2 separate regions of the Homo sapiens genome follow, and region 1 is linked to region 2. A link is an interaction called in ENCODE POLR2A ChIA-PET data of the cell type or tissue named here. Cell type or tissue: K562. All regions are shown on one strand. Links, peaks and the distances in the headings refer to the core of each region. The heading gives the core; the rest is flanking DNA.

Region 1 (8,327 bases), core at 274-8,273, 200 kb before region 2:
TCTGTAAGCGCAGGTGGCCCAGGTGGATGTGCTTGCCTTCTTCCTCTTCGGGACTGGGCCGCTCGTCACTGTCCAGGAGGAGGTGGCCTTTCTGCTCTGCCAGCACCGCCTGATGCTCAGTGCGCTGCAGCTGCCTCACCTTCTCTTTCTTGCCCCTGGAAGCCCTCTTGTCTTTTTTCATTTTGGGGGTCAGCTTGGGCGAGTTCTGGATACTGGAGTGGGAGGAGTCCCATGCCAAGGTGGCATTTTTCATCTCTATCTTGATGTGAGGACTGGCTGGTTTGTTCTTTATCATGTGAACCTCTTCCATTAGAAACAAACTCTGATAGGAGTTGTGAGAGAGGTGCAAAGATGAGACACTGGATCAAGACCAGGGAGACAAGCCTAGGGCGTACACTCACGTAGCAAAACACATCAGGCTATACAGTGGAAGGAAGCTGAAGGGCAAAAGGTAGCTCATTAGTGCAGCCCAATCTCAGGCCCATCAAGGGGTCACGGGAGTGTGGGGCAACCTCAAGAGGTCCAGGGGCCTTATCAATGACCCAATATTCCACATGACAAATTACATGCTAAACTGCCTTTCCCCCTCAGCCAGCCTAAAGCGGACCTAATGACATTTAACTGACTGGCACGTAGCCCCTTGTTCTAAGGAGTAGTAAAAAGCAGGTAGGAAAAGCAAAGGGCATGCTGACCTCCAGTACAGATGCTCACTACGTGTTTTCCTTCCAGACCCCTCCTGCAGAATGCCAAAGCCTGCCCACTTCCCACACTCACAGCGCCGCATGTATCTAGGAGTAGAGACTGTCACAGGCTTACATTGCTACCGTCAGAAAAGAGTATCTAAAGTTTCATCTACCGCAGAGAACATCTTCTTGCCAAGAAACTCTCATGTCTTCAAAGCCTTGCCTTGGAACTTGAGAGTTCAAACAACCAAAGGAACAGGCTTGCATGGAAGTGAAGGGTATCTCCCTGAGAAACAACCCTTGGGAAGAGAACAAGACACTTTCCTCCCACTCATTCCCAGAGACCCCTGAGTTATGTTAAAAGAAAAATAATTTTTTTTTTGAGATGGAGTCTCGCTCTGTTGCCCAGATAGGAGTGCAGTGGCACGATCTCGACTCACTGCAACCTCCACCTCCCAGGTTCAAGAGATTCTGATGCCTCAGCCTCCCAAGTAGCTGAAATTACAGGCACGTGCCACCATGCCCGGCTAATTTTTGTATTTTTTTGTAGAGATGGGGTTTCACTATGTTGGCCAGGCTGGTCTTGAGCTCCTGGGCTCAAGTGATCTGCCTGCCTCAGCCTCCCAAAGTGCTGGGATTACAGGCGTGAGCCACCGCACCCAGCTGAAGAATGAACTCTTGAAGAGGGAAATGTTTCTGAAATTAAGATGTAAAACACTGATCACAATAAATCACAGCCCAGGATTTTCCCGTAAGACTTTGAATCCACTTTTTTTTTTTTTTTTTTTTGGTGAGATGGAGTCTCGCTGTGTCGCCCAGGCTGGAGTGCAGTGGTGCAATCTCGGCTCATTGCAAGCTCCGCCTCCTGAGTTCACGCCATTTTCCTGCCTCAGCTTCCCGAGTAGCTGGGACTACAGGTGCCCGCCACCACGCCTGGCTAATTTTTTGTATTTTTAGTAGAGACAGGGTTTCACTATATTAGCCAGGATGTCTAGATCTCCTGACCTCGTGATCCACCCGCCTCAGCCTCCCAAAGTGCTGGGATTACAGGTGTGAGCCACCTTCTAACAATCCTCTTAAGCCAGTGATCTTCTCTACAGAATGCTATACCAGTTGGATTCACAGTATGATTTAAAATATATTTATCTTAATTTAAAAAAATTTTAAACATTACAAAATCTTTAGAGAAAAGATAGCTTTTAGGGTCAGGACCCTCCTTAGTTACTGAGAACCCCCCAGCTATCTTAAAGTTTGCAGGTGCTATTAAATATCATACATAATCCCTCTCCCCAAAAACAAACCCTTTCTCTCTTAGATTCTAAACTTCTAAGCTCTCCCTTAAGCCCCCGTCTCCCATTCATCCCTGATCCTATCTTCCCCGAAGTGTCATGATTCTAAACTTCTGAGATAATCTTCACTCTCGAGTAACCTTAGGTGTGGCCCCCGCTTGCTGAAATGGCTGCTGCTTTCATTTGTTCAAAGCCTTCCTGAGAGATTGAACTAAGAGTAACATGCCAAACATTTTGATCACCTTCACAGAGTAAAACCACATGCCGACAGAATTTCCATCATTTCTCTCCCTTAAAGAGTTATTCAAAGGATGAAGGTCTTTTAGGCCTCAATGAACTATTAAGAAACATGCCAGTACCTACTGGTTTTCACAGCTCCAGCCCCATGTTTCCTTCCTACTCCCCGCAGCCTTACCCTCCCTTCTACCAGGAGAGTTTCGGCTTCAGATCACTCTGCCCTGACGTGCTAAGAGGCAGAGAAGGGCCTCCCCATACTTGAACTTGTATCTACTTGAATTTGCACCTGTCAGAACAACAGAATCTTAGATATAACATAAACCTATAACCATATAAACCTATAAACCATAAGCCTCAACTTTATCACAGGACACTGACCATGAAAACACTATTCATTCACTAGAAGAATCAAATCAGAATGAATCTGTTGAGAACAGAAGAGGGGACTACTCACAGGGTTGCCAGATAAATATAAGATGCCCAGTTAAATTAATTAATTAATGTATTTATTTATTTTTTGAGACAGGATCTCACTCTGTCACCCAGGCTGGAATGCAGTGGCGCAATCTCAGCTCACTGCAACCTCTGCCTCCCAGGTTCATGCCATTCTCCTGTGTCAGCCCTCCTGAGTAGCTGGGATTACAGGTGCCCACCACCACACCCAGCTAATTTTTGTATTTTTAGTAGAGACGGGGTTTCATAATGTTGGCCAGGCTGGTCTCGAACTCCTGGCCTCAAGAGATCCACCTGCTCAGCCTCCCAAAGTGCTTAGGATTACAGGCGTGAGCCACCATGCCGGGCCCCCGTTAAATTTAATTCCAGAAAAACAATAATAATTTTTCAGTATAAGTATATTCCATGCAGTATTTCACTGGGTGTCCTGTGTCTGTATTTGCTAGAGCAAGCCACCCTATTCCACTGGTGACAATCAGTGCAGCTTCACACTGCCTTTCTACAGGTTATCAAATCAATAAATTACAGGTTACATAAATAAATTTTATATCTCTTTTCCTATTCTTTATGCATACTACCCAACAGGAAGCAACAAGTTCTCCTGCCATATGCACTTGCAGGGTAGGTGAAATAGAGAAAAGACTATACTTGCAAATCTGTCAGATCTCCAACTCCAATTTAAAAAAGAAAGAAAGAAAATGATGTAAAACAAGACACAGGGTGAAAAGCAGGGCTCTGCAACATCGTCAGTGAGTTTCAAGGTCTGTAAAATGAATCAAAGAAGCAAGTCTCATCCTTGTTATTCTATATTCCATCTTCTAAAAATGATGAGAGGGCAGATGCTTTTGGGGAGATACAATCCCAGGAACAGTTCTGTTGTTTTCAAAAGGCTGCCTTAGATGGTCCCCCAAGATTGAGGCAAACTTCCTTTAACGTACTCAGAAACATAATAAACAGTTGCCTTACACCTAAAAAACAGCCCCCCAACCCTCATAAAGTCAATGTAATTCTAATTAATAGACATCTGAAGATAAGAAGAAAGAACCGGCTTAGAGTTCGGGAGGAATTAAGTAATAAACACTCGTTATCTTTTTTTTTCTGAGACAGAGTCTCGCTGTGTTGCCCAGGCTGGAGTGCAGTGGCGCGATCTCGACTCATGGCAACCCCTACCTCCCAGGTTCAAGCGATTCTCCTGCCTCAGCCTCCCGAGTAGCTGGGACTACAGGCACACACCACCACACCTGGCTAATTTTTTGGATTTTTAGTAGAGACAGGGTTTTACCATGTTGGCCAGGCTGGTCTTGAACTCCTGACCTCAAGTGATCCAACCACCTCAGCCTCCCAAAGTGTTGGGATTACAGGCGTGAGCCACCAAGGCTGGCCATAAATACTTGTTATCTTGTGCCAAGCATCTAATTAAAAAAAGAATAACAAGGAAAAAAAGAGACTGAGACCACCAAGAGAAGTAAGATAGAAGGGGTCTAAAGTCTCATGGGGCATCAAATAGAGCTGTGGGTGGTGCTGCTTCTACTATTAATTCTGAGGCTTCCTGGAGAGAGGAGGGACCTATGATGTGAAAGCCACCTGCTAATCCAAGTCCTCACTAATAAGCAGGAGATGAGAGCCCTCGAAAAACAAGGGGAGGACCAACCTACACTACATGCCCTTACTTTATCCAAAGTGCTACCAAATCCATTCACTAACAAGAATATAGAAATGAACAGCAGGGAGAACTTATGGTCAAACATTTGCTTTCATCCACGACTGGTTATTGCGGATTCAGCAAAATAAAGCTCTGAGTCCCATTAGGCCATTTTTTTTCATATGACTCAGCTCTTGGTTTTCTAAGAAGTGGCCACGTTGGGGTGGGGGAGGGGCACATTCGAAGACTAGCTTTCTTCCTTTCTCTCTTCTCTCCTTCCTTCCTTCTCTCTCTTCCCTCCCTCCCTTCCTTTTTCTTTCTTCTCTTTTTGTAAGAAACAAACAAACAACAACAAAAAAAAACAAAAACACAGATAAGAGTCTCATTCTGTTGCCCAGGCTGGAGTGCAGTGCCATGATCATAACTCACTGCAGGCTCGACCTCCTGGGCTCAAGCAATCTTCCCACCTCAGCCCCCCGGGTAGCTAGGACTGTGGGCGCACACCACTGCACCTGGCTATTTTTTTATTTTTTTGTAGAGACGGGGTCTTGCTGTGTTGCCCAGGCTGGTCTTGAACTCCTGGGCTCAAGTGAGCCACCTGCCTCAGCCTCCCAAAGAGCTGGGATTACAGGTGTGAGCCACCACACCCAGCCAGGACTAGCTTTCTTGACCAAATAAAAGTCACCCGGTCAACTGTAAACAAGTAGAATACAAACAAATCTCGGGAACTGAGTTTCCATGTTTCTTAAGAAGAAAATCCAATTTGTTTTCTCCTGAACCTCCAAGATGATTATATTCATCCCTCAAACATGTGAGCTTCAAGCCTTCACATCACCAAAATTGCTTTCTTATTCCTCTCACTGGCCAATAAAGACAAGCAGGGACATAGGAGCTAATCTATGCAGTGGCAACATCAAGGAATTCCAGCCCACATGGCATCCCTTTTTTTGTTAAGTATTAACCACTATCAAATATCTATTTCTCTCCACCCTCCCAAATATACTCCCTTTTGTATCATGTATGTGTAGTATTCTGAAGGAACAAAGAACACAGCCAAGGTATGATCAACTAACCACCTGCAAGAAAAGAAGCTGAGACTTACTTAACTGCACTTCTCAACATGACCTAGTTTTATGACTATTTCCATGTAACTGCTTTCCCTGCATCGTGAGTAGCACCACAGGGCAGGAAAAAGAAAGTATCAAAAAGGATTCAGCATGTCAATCAATCAAAGTGACAGTAGCAAAGATCAAGGGGAAGATGCCCCACAGTGCTGGTCTTCTAGGTTTAAGCCACTTCAAGGCCCAGTGAGTTGCGACACATCCATGTCAGGCCCAGGTGGAAGGGGCTAGCTCTAAAGGGGAACTCTGCAATCCTGGGAGCCCAGATCATGGCCGTTCACAAAAGGTAAAAATTCACATTAATTAAAAAAGGTGACAAGTCTCATCCCTCAATTCAGTCTCCTCCACTGCCCCCTTTTTCTTACCAACTTGCCAAAAGGCCAAAGCCAAGCTTAAGCCCAGTGAGGCCAGCCTGGGTGGCCCCTTGAACAGAGCCAGCAGTTAGTTGTGTGGGGAGGGCTCCTGACACGGGGGCAGGGGAAGGAGCCACTTACCTTAAATCTGTCAACAGCCACTGAGGCTTCTGAGAGGGACTTTACTGAAAACGGTGTTACTTTCAAAGCAAAAGTCATGGAATTGAAGACTGTCACCACTGTGAAAGCCTGAAAATAGGAGAAGAGAAGAAACTGTGCCTAATGATGCTATGCAACTGAAGTAACCTGACACCATGAATTTCCTCTCAGGCGCTAGGAAGGCTGCAACTTCACGGTCAGCTGTTATTACAAGTCAATTACATTTTTTTTTTTTTGAGACGGAGTCTCGCTCTGTCGCCCAGGCTGGAGTGCAGTGACACGATCTTGGCTCACTGCAACTTCCACCTCCCAGGTTCAAGCAATTCTCCTGCCTCAGCCTCCCGAGTAGCTGGGATTACAGGCATGCACCACTATGCCCAGCTAATTTTTGTATTTTTAGTAGAGACAGGGTTTCACCATGTTGGCCAGGCTGGTCTCAAACTTCTGACCTCAAGTGATCCGCCCGCCTCGGCCTCCCAAAGTGCTGGGATTACAGGCGTGAGCCACCATGCCTGGCCACATTTTTTTTTAAGTAGAGTTTTTGAGACCTTCAATTAAAATTGTCAGTAAATATGAACCACAGGATGATCTGTAATTTCAGAATTAAACTCAAACTTATGTTGACTAAAAACAACTCATACACTATTTGTGCATAAGGGCTGGCTCCCCACTCTTCTGCTTCTCAGCTTAATCCCATGAATGAAAAAATACCTACTAATTCTTGGGGGAACCTCCAGGTCCAGTAAGGAGAGGACCACAGCATCATCTCCATATGTGGTATTTTTTTTTTGTTTGTTTGTTTGTTTTGTTTTGAGATGGAGTCTTGCTCTGTCCCCCAGGCTGGAGTGCAATGGCATGATCTTGGCTCACTGTAACCTCCACCACCTGGGTTCAAGTGATTTTCCTGCCTCAGCCTCCAGCAAATGTGGTATTTCTAAAATGTTCCCCATCCCTGAGGGTTCCCTGACCTGTGCTGCTGTCAGATCGAAGCCCAGGGTCATATGAACAGAGAAGGTCACCACGCTGGCAATCACCACCACAATGGGAGCCACACCCACAGTGATGCTCTGGAAGTACCCAGCTTTTTCCAATATCCGACGCTCCTCCTCGCGGATTTCTATGAATAAAAAGCAAGCCAATTTCAAAGCAAGTTAAAAGAAGCCTAGGGATGTTGTTCCTCCACCTCCAAACAAGACTCTGTAGGTCTCCAGCCACCCTTCAACACCTATGACTATCAACTCTACCACTAAAGCTGGTATAAAAGGCTGAGGTTTGAAATGGATCAAGTGACAGGAATGAATCTAACAGAAAGCAGTCACTATGTATGAACTCAATCATCATCTTCTATGATACCTTTTTCTGATTCTTCTTGTAAATTTCTTAGGTTGAGAAGGAATGAACACATTAATTGTATCTATAATTGGCAGTTGTGTTTGCTTACCTGGTTGTTGTTGACTTTTTGCCTAAGGAATTAATAGGAAAGACAACACAATGGCACTGGAGAATTAAAAAGGGAGGGACTAAGAGGCCAGGTGCGGTGGCTCATGCCTATAATCCCAGTACTTTGGGAGGCCCAAAGCAGGGGGAATCACCTGAGGTCAGGTGTTCGAGACCAGCCTGGCCAACACGGCAAAACCCCGTCCCTGCTAAAAATACAAAAATTAGCCGGGTGTGGTAGTACACGCCTATGATCCCAGCTACTTGGGAGGCTGAGGCCGGAGAATTGCCTGAACCTGGGAGGTGGAAGTTGCAGTGCACCGAGATTGCACCGCTGTATTCCAGACTGGGTGACAAAGCCAGGCCTTATCTCAAAAAAAAAAAAAAAAGGGGCAGTGGGGAGGGAACTAACATTTCCCAGAGTGCCTGCTGTATGTTGGCAGTGGGATAGAAGCTTCCATATAAAAATGCAGTAATGACAACCGGAAGAAGATAGGTGAAATACAATTTCTATAGGCAGAATGATTTTTCTTAAATATTTGCAAAATCAACCCCCATATTAGCAAAGCAACCATAGTGTACTGAAGACCGTGGAGCAGGAAGCAGAACAATAAGATACTTTTTTTTCAGACGAGGTCTCGCTCTGTTGCTCAGGCTGGAGTGCAGTGGCACAATCACGGCTCACCGCAGCCTCAACCTCCATGGCTCAAGTGATCCTCCCATCTTAGCCTCCCAAGTAGCTGGGACCACAGATGTGCACTACCATGCCCAGTTATGTTTTATTTTTTGTAGAGAGGAGGTCTCAGTACGTTGTCCAGGCTGGTCTTGAACTCCTGGGCTCTAGTGATCCTGTCTCTCCTTCCAAAGCGTGGAGACTAAAGGCATGAGCCACCTCGCCCGGCCAATACTTTTTTTTTTTTTAAGACGGGAGTCTCACTCTGTTGCCGAGGCTG
Region 2 (8,288 bases), core at 1-8,000:
GGAAGGCTATAGGTGGGCCCCAGGCTTCCCCCGCCCGCTCAGCCTGCCCCACCCCGGCCCTGTTTGCCTCCTACAGGCAGTCGGAGCAGTGGCTCCAACCGTAGCGGCAGCGATCGGAGGAAGGAGAAGGACCCGAAGGCCGGGGACTCCAAGTCCGGGGGCAGCGGCAGCGAATCGGACCACACCACACGCAGCAGCCTGCGGGGGCCGCGGGAGCGGGCGCCCAGCGAGCGCTCAGGGCCGGCGGCCAGCGAGCACAGCCACCGCAGCCACCATTCCCTGGCCAGCAGCCTTCGCAGCCACCACACACACCCGAGCTACGGTCCTCCCGGAGTGCCCCCTCTCTACGGCCCCCCCATGCTGATGATGCCCCCGCCGCCCGCGGCCATGGGGCCCCCAGGAGCCCCTCCGGGCCGCGACCTGGCCTCAGTGCCCCCGGAACTGACCGCCAGCAGACAGTCCTTCCGCATGGCCATGGGAAACCCCAGTGAGTTCTTTGTGGATGTGATGTGAGCAGGGCCCCTCCCCCAGCTCCATTCCGCTCCCACCCCAGCCGGCTGCGTTCCTCTCTCCATCCGTCCGTCTTTTTTACTTTGTCTGGTACCTGAAAGGGAAATAAAAGGAACTAAATCCAGGTGCGCTAACTGCTCGCAGGGTGCTGCGAGGGTGGGGTGCACCTACCGATTGGCTCTGCAGCCCCCTAACCTGCCTCTGGCCCCAGTTCGTTTCCTCTGCCCACTAATCCCTGCGCAGGACTTCCCAGGACCCCTTTTGTCTCTGGGACCAGACTTGTTGGTGCTACCCCTTACTCCCCTCTGCAACCCCCATTTTGGGAGTTGACCCCAGCAATGACCTTGGTGGCACGCTCACTCCCTCATTCTCTCGTTTCCCCTTTAGCTCCCTTTCACCATTTATTCAGCTACATCATCCCTCTATTAACCCCACCCCATCAGGCACGTGTGCAAACCTCTTGACTTTACCCCACATTACTGAAACCAAAATATATTTGCTTCATCTGCCCCTACTAACCATCCCCCTGCCTGCTGCCTCAGTCCTGCAACCTAAAGCTGTAGTCGCCTCCAATAGCCATCCATGCCATCCCTGCCTGTGCCTAGATCAGAGGCCCAGAGGGCCCCCTCAGTTGCCTGAGCAGCTGGTGGCTTCCAGGGAGCATCTCTGCTCTACCCCTGCCCCATGCCTGCCCTGCGTGCTGGTTCCTTCAGACCCCTAACCCTACTAACCAGCAGGCTCATCTCACCTCCAGGCCTGAAACATTTCTTTTCTTTCTTTTTTCCTCCCCCAATTTACCCTGGGCCTGGAGCAGCCAAGAATTTCGGGCTGTTTGACTTTCTGTGAGCCCCCAGCGAGGGGAGGCCCAGCCTCCGAGGAGACCAGGAACCCTGCTTCAGCAGCCCCTCAGGGCTTCCCAAGGATGTCCAGCCCCCACACCCACACGTTAACATAATGAGTCACTAGGCTTCTGGGGAGGGCCCAACTTCACCCATGCATGAGAGACTCTCCTCCTTTCCAGAGAGAATCGGATCGCACCACGTGTGGCAGCCTGCGGCGGGGGGAGGGGGGCCTCTTTAGCTCTCTTTATCTTTCTCTCTCACTCATGTATGCATACATGCACAGAGATGCATACACAGGTGCCTATGCAAGTTCATTTAAGCCTCAGGGCTGGTCCCTGCCCAAAGGGCTGGACCCTCCTAATCCTCTCCTAGGTTGTGGGGCTGGTCCCCTGACACCCTTCTCCCCTTCCTGGTAGACCTTAAACCTCGCACACATGTCCCCAGCATTTTCTCACCTGGATAAAGCCCATAAGCTGGGTCTCAGGCTGGGCTCAGCAAAGGACTCGCCTTGCAACCGACAGGCCATTCCCACCCCCACACACAACCTCCCCTGTTTTCACATTCACCATGGCATCCCAGAGCAAGGACACAGGAGCCCACAGGCCAGTTGAGGTTGGGCAAGGAGACTTCCAGGACTTCCAGACAGAGTACCAGGTTTTATTTTTCACCTTATTCTCTACTTTAAACAAATCATAACTTTCTCTTTAAGCCTCTGCTATAAATTCTCCTGGCTCTCCTGGGCTTCCATATTTTGGGGGCTGGGGTGTCAAAAGTGAGATGAAGTTCTTAGCTCCAGGTTTTGGGGTAAACCAAGGTAGGAACATTTTGGCATTTATTTCAATTAACAATACTTCCTTGGACGGGTGCGGTGGCTCACGTCTGTAATCCCAGCACTTTGGGAGGCTGAGACAGGTGGATCACTTGAGGTCGGGAGTTCGAGACCAGCCTGGCCAACATAGCAAAACCCTGTCTCTACTAAAAATACAAAAATTAGATGGGTGTTTTGGCACCTGCCTGTAATCTCAGCTACTCAGGAGGCTGAGGCACAAGAATCGCTTGAATCCAGGAAGCAAGCGGAGGTTGCAGTGAGTTGAGATCGCACTCCAGCCTGGGTGACAGAGTGAGATTCTGTCTCAAAAGCAAACTAACAAAGAAAAACAATACTTCCTGGGGTTTTGGTGTGCAGAGGGCTTTGTTGGAAGTGTGACTCAATCTTGCCTGCCTTCTGGGAGCTCTAGAATTGTTCCCAACCCAGTCCATGGCTTCTAGCCACCACTACAGGGCTGTTTCATGTACTTCTCTCTCTGACTCTGTCTTGTCCGACTCTCTTGAGAATTTCTCAACGATTGCTCATGCCTGTCAGTATCAGTGCTTCCATCGTTCCATCTTTGATTCACTTCTCTTTCCTTTCTATTTACTCCCAAAATGGAGTCATTCATCCTGATGTCCTCAATTGCTGCTGATATGCTGGTGATTCCCAAATACATAGCTCCAACCCCCAACTTCCCCCAGACTTTAGATCTGTATTGGTATTACCTACTGGACATCTCTATGGACAGTTCCGTATAGACTCAACTCATCTGCCCAACCAAGTATGTTCCTCCTGAATTCCTCTCCTGGTTACTTCATCACAATCTACATAGGCTCACCAGCTAGAAACATTTATGAGCTTACATTCCTTCTTCCCATATCTTATCAGCATATCATATCCATTTCACTCCAACACTCTGTCTTGAATTTGGCCCTCCCTCTCCCCTCTCTACTTTAATTCATTGGAGCATGGGATTTGGAGTTAGGTGGTTTTGGGTTTGAATTCCAGCTCTACTATTTTTGGTTGTGTGATAGAGTTATTTAACCTCTCTGAGCCTCAGTTCCCTCGTATGTAAAATGATGATAATAATACCTACCTCACAGGGTTGTTGTGAGGATTTAAATTAGATATTGTACGAAAAGTGCCTAGCACAGTGCCTGGCACACAGTAGAGTAGGTGCTCAATAAATGGTAGCTATTATTATTATTATTTTATCATTATTATTATTTACTCTAAATTGGTAGCAGTTTAGGGTATTTTTGGAAGATAAAGCTTTTGCAAAGGTAGAAGTGAAGCCTTGAGTGCTGGTTCAAAAATTAGAAGTGCCTGTATTCAGTCACTTAATGACTTCAGGCCGTGACTATGATGTGAGAGAGGTCAGATCTTCATCCTGCCACATCGTGGCTTCTGGCTGGAGGCTGGGAAGGACTGTAACATTTGCAACCAGATCTGTCCTTTCTTGCCCTTCCTTCCTCCCATGACAGGCGTAGTCCTGCCCAAGGAAGGCAGCAGTTTATCTCTGCCTACAGAAAGAGAAGAGCCAACAGATTTTCTTAAGACTCTGCAAGAACCAAGCAGGCCTTTCATGTGTGAGGGTTGGGTCTGTCTCCTCAGCTTGGATGTAAAGATTCTGTTTATCAAAGAGGGGATTTCAAATCCCATGTCAAACTAAATTCAACTCTTCGAACGTCTTCTAAGCAACATATATGCCTGTCACTAGAAGGCATACACAGTCGCATAGGTATAGCTAAGGAGAACATCGGCTCGTTCATGAAAAGCTGTAGCTGACCTCCGGGAAGAGTGTACAGTCATGGACTTATTTGTGAAAAGGTTTAGTTTCTTCCAAGTAGTCGCCTCCTTCCTCCCCGCTCCTCTCCTTGGGTCTTGATCCCTTGGAAAAAGCTCATGTCCGGAACAAATATATGAGAAAAGCTTGAGAGAATCAGAGGTAGTGTTAGAAAGCAGTAAATTCAGCACAAACACTTCTACTGCCCAGTTGTATTTATTTGTGTGTAAAGTGAGGACAGCCAGTCCTGGGACTCTGGAGACAGAAAAGGCCTACAGCAATCCAAGGCTTAACAGATGTGCTTCCACAAATGGCATTAATATCCCAAAGCTCTCCAGAACACAAATAGGAACAGGAGGAAGTGCAGGGACTACAATTCCCAGAGCGCTCAGTGAAAAAAAAAAAAAAAAAAAAAAAAAAAAAAAAAATGAGGCGGGTGGAGCGGTGTATGCTGGAATGTGTATTTCTGGTAGGGCCGACTAAGGCCACGCCTACCCCTTCCTGAGGCGGGGGCGGTTTCTCGAAGGCAGTCGGTAGTTGTAGTTTTGCTAAACCTAGAGCGCTTCAAATTGCAAGCAAGGAGGCCGCGAGGCCTGACGGGATTTGTAGTCGGCGCTAGACGCCGGCGCGCACGCGCAGCCGGGGCCGGGGCGGGGCGGCGGCACTGCGGTGAAAGCCGAGGCAGCGGGCAGACGAGCAGGGGGCGGGCGGACATCTTGGGATCCGGAGAGTGGCCGGGCCGGCAGAGCAGGGGGCCGAGGACACCAGGTGAGCCGGGGATCTGGCCTTATGGCGTGGAGGAGGACGCTGCGGGTCGTCTGCCTCGCCGCGCAGCTTTGTCCTGCCCTGCACTGAGCTGGCGGAAAGCTGCCCACACCCGGGAGTGGCTTCAGCCTTCGGACCCGGGAGCTAGCTGACGGTGGGGCGGGGGCGCCCGGGGCGCGATTGCAGGGCTGGCGGGGAGCGGTGCCCTCCACCTGACCCGCCTGGCGCCTCCCATGAGAGGGATACCGCTTGGAATCCTCCCAGAGCAGGAACGCTGCGCAGCGCCCCCTCCCTAGGATCGTGCCAACCCCCTACCCCTCCGCGCAAGGACAATTTCCCCGTCTCGTAGGACAGTGACACCCCTTTGTGCCGCCGCCTTGCACCGTGACAGGTCTCACGCCATGCGGCACCCCCTCCTCTTAGTTCAGTGGCACCCCGCGGCTCTTCTTCCTTAGACCTGTGACAGCCCCCGCACCCCCATGGCACCATCTTTTCCCACAATGTCCTCCCCAAGGCGAAAAGCCTACCACCCTCTCATTACTCTGCACCTGAACCCCAAGCAGGCTCTGTCTCCCCAGCTTTCCCTTATTCACCACTGTCAGTTCCCCCGGCCGGTTTTTCCTTCTTAAAGCCTTGACCTTTTCCATACTGGAAACCCTTACCTTTACGTTCACTCCACCAGCCCAGTTTGCTGCTGTGGGCTCACCTGAGGACGCTGCCTGGCTTTCACTGAAGGTCTTTCCCCTTAACTAAATGTTCCATTCTTGCCCAAGGCCCCCCTCTGGTTCTCGGGTGCCCTTCGCTACCTACCACTCGATACCTGTGGACTTGGTGCTTTGCCCCAGGCTCTACCTCCATTTTGCATCTCCTCTCCCAGCCTGTTTGGGACTGAGGGATGGGATGAGTCCACCACCTTGAGAGACCGCTCACCCCTCTGGAAGACCTTGACAGCCACAGGAAAAGGCTTTATTTTCCAGTTTAGAAAAGTCCTCTAAAGTACTCCCTGTGAAATTAATACCAGGGCTAATCCAGGAAATCTAAAACCAAATTAATGCCTTTTCTCAAACAGTCTAAATTAATTTGACCCAAATAATTTGGATAATTCAGGCATCCTGACATCCCTGCTTCTTGCTTATAGGCACCCAGGCCAGAAATGAGTTACTTCATGGGCCTGGAATCACGATTTCAGATGGAAGGATTTCTTAATTTTATGAGCCTGCGCCACCCCCACCCCCCAGTCCTTATTTTTATTGCATTCCAGAGCTTTTTGAAAGGGGGGTGGTAATCAGAAATAACTGTAATAAGCAGCTTGGGTGATGGAAGTGTAGTCTGCCAGCCCTAGGACCTTCCTCCTGTGCCCTTTGCCTGCTTATTCCACTGCCTGGAAGAGGTTAAGCCACACTCCCGGGTCCACATTAGGGCCTAAGGGCTCCCTTCTCTTCTCCTTATACCCTTTCCTGGAATGTTTGAATTCTGTGAATTAGAGTGCCGGAAGTTCAGGCCCTGCGACCTTCTCTGAAGGGTAGTGGAGCCCAAGAGACTGGATGCTCTAAAGGTTATGCCTGGGGGCCCCAGGCCTGAACCAACTGGAGTAATGCCTACCGCCATTCCTGCAGCCGCAGGCAGGCAGGCAAGCCTTAGTGAGTCACTGGCGGGAGCCCGAGAGTCTGCACAGGAGGGGGCCGAAAAGGATCATTCCTGAGCTCAGTGCTGGGGAGAGGGGGCGGGGGTTACTGATGCTCAGCCCCAGGAAAGGGAGGGTCAAAATGGCCTTAGAATCCTGGGCCTAATCTCTCTCTGTTTCTTTCTCCCATCTAGTGTGGAATAAACAGGAACTGGAGCCTGGCTGAGGGGAGGGGCATGTCTGGGAGGGCTGCAGGGTCACTTACTAAAGGGTTGAGTCAGGAAAGAAGCTCCAGTGACCTGCACAGCTCCACAGGGGATGTTGGCAGCGATTCTGAGGTCTTCTTTTACCCTGCCCCCGCCTGTCCTAGGTCTGTTCTCAGAGCGATGGGCCGCGGAGACTGATCTGCCGCCATGATTGGAGGCTTATTCATCTATAATCACAAGGGGGAGGTGCTCATCTCCCGAGTCTACCGAGATGACATCGGGTGAGTCCCCTGGCGGAGCCAGCTGTGCCCCACCACTCCAGCCCCCCAGCCCCAGCATACAGGATTAGGTCTTTTCCCACCATTGGCTTGACTTGGGCCACCCTGACCCCTGGCTGCACCCTGGAAGCTCAGCTAGTGTAGCCTGGCTCCCATTAGGTCTGGTGGTATTGGCCCGGCAGCCAGCCTGCCAGCCCCTAGGTGGGACCTGTGGAATGGCATGGTCCCACAGCTTTAGGAACTCCTTCCCTTCCTGCATCCTGTTTCTCTAGTTACAGTGCCTTTGCCCAGGCTGGTGAATTCCTTCTTTGAGGAGGAGGAGGAGAAATGTCTCCAGTGGGTGGGGTTAGTGGCCACGCTGGAGGCACTAATCCATCTAAGCCTTGCTCTCAGAAGCCCTTCCCATATCAAACGCCTTCACTGGATTCTGTTGAAAGCCCCTCCAGGCTGCCCAATCCTCTCCTGCTCCCTTTCTCAGGAGTCGTCAGGCTGCTGACTCAGCTGTCTTCAGTTCCTCTGGCCCATTCCCTGGGGAGTGGCTGGAAGCGTGAGGCACTCTCTGGGTCACTGTGGGAGGGCAGGGAAGCCATGCTACCCTCTCAGTAGACCCAGAGCAGCTCCATATCCTGGGCCTTCACACAGAGCCACAGCCTGCCTTCTCATTCTGCGCCCCCTTGCACGCCCTTGTTCTTTGCGACTGAAGGGACCTATCCTAGCCTCCGAGGCGCTAAAGAGTAGGCTCCTCTGGTTCCTGCTGCCTGTTTTTCTTCCTCAGAGAGCTTGAGATAAAGTCACAGAATGGGCCTGTGGCAGTGCTCTTCATTTGGCTCCCTGGCTGATGGGCTGGCTTGGCCCTTGCGGGCGTTTGTCCATTGGCTGGTGGTGTGGCATGAGCTAGAGCTGCAGCTGTGGCAAGGCCTGGCCTGTCTGAACCTGGCTGGCTACACCCCCCACCCCAGACCCCCTCCTGCCTTGGATGGACTGGGCAAGCCAAGGCCAGGTCACACGCCGCCTTGCCTGTCTTGTCTGCTTCTGCCTCACGGTGTGTGCCGCCCTCCCGGTGTGTTGTGTGTCTAACCCTCTCTCTCGTTGCTATCACTCTCCTCTTCTTGCTGGCGTCATTTCTCTCATCCCATCTCATTGGCTGCCGTAGCAATAGGTAAGCGGCCTCTCAAGCTGCTGCCCAGGTACAGGTGGGTGGGGGCCTGCCCCCATCGTTTTCCTGCATCCTTTTTCATTCCCTCAACTTGCTCTGGAGTTGGATCCTGGGCAAGAATGGGTAGCACAATTCCATGGCCCCTTGGTACTTCTCCCTCCTTTGTGACTTCTGAAGCCATGCTGGCTTTGTCTAACATCTGGAGGAGTCGGCCCTCCCCACTGGTGGGATCACTAGCGGGAGGACTGAAGAAGCAGTGTCTCTTTCTGTCCTGGACCTGGGAGCTTACAGGGAAGCTAGATAAAGCTGG

What was found. Peaks named below come from ENCODE experiments on the same cell type or tissue, not always from the same donor. Only the 100,000 strongest peaks of a DNase experiment are listed, where the experiment ranks them.
Region 1: POLR2A ChIA-PET joins it to region 2 with 11 read pairs; 3 of 35 experiments call an interaction of 5 or more read pairs at or near these places.

Annotation. Positions count from the first base shown.
Region 1 is chr3:183,971,598-183,979,924 of GRCh38, forward strand. ABCC5 (ATP binding cassette subfamily C member 5) reads right to left here. Exons shown (of 30, transcript NM_005688.4): 9 at 6,906-7,054; 10 at 5,920-6,027; 11 at 1-322. Among named protein-coding and RNA genes, the nearest start is that of ABCC5-AS1, 31 kb to the right of the region's middle. In K562, for the core only: no CTCF peak of the experiment used is centred there; DNase peaks (open chromatin) are centred at 4,474 and 5,994.
Region 2 is chr3:184,170,243-184,178,530 of GRCh38, forward strand. It overlaps DVL3 (dishevelled segment polarity protein 3), which reads left to right. Exons shown (of 15, transcript NM_004423.4): 15 at 77-3,372. The coding sequence ends at 513. AP2M1 (adaptor related protein complex 2 subunit mu 1) reads left to right here and starts at 4,613. Exons shown (of 12, transcript NM_004068.4): 1 at 4,613-4,717; 2 at 6,709-6,825. The coding sequence starts at 6,752. RefSeq lists enhancers at 1,299-1,593, 4,661-4,730, 6,263-7,218 and silencers at 4,941-4,990, 7,059-7,353. In K562, for the core only: no CTCF peak of the experiment used is centred there; DNase peaks (open chromatin) are centred at 1,519, 4,519 and 6,439; H3K4me3 peaks cover 2,625 bases.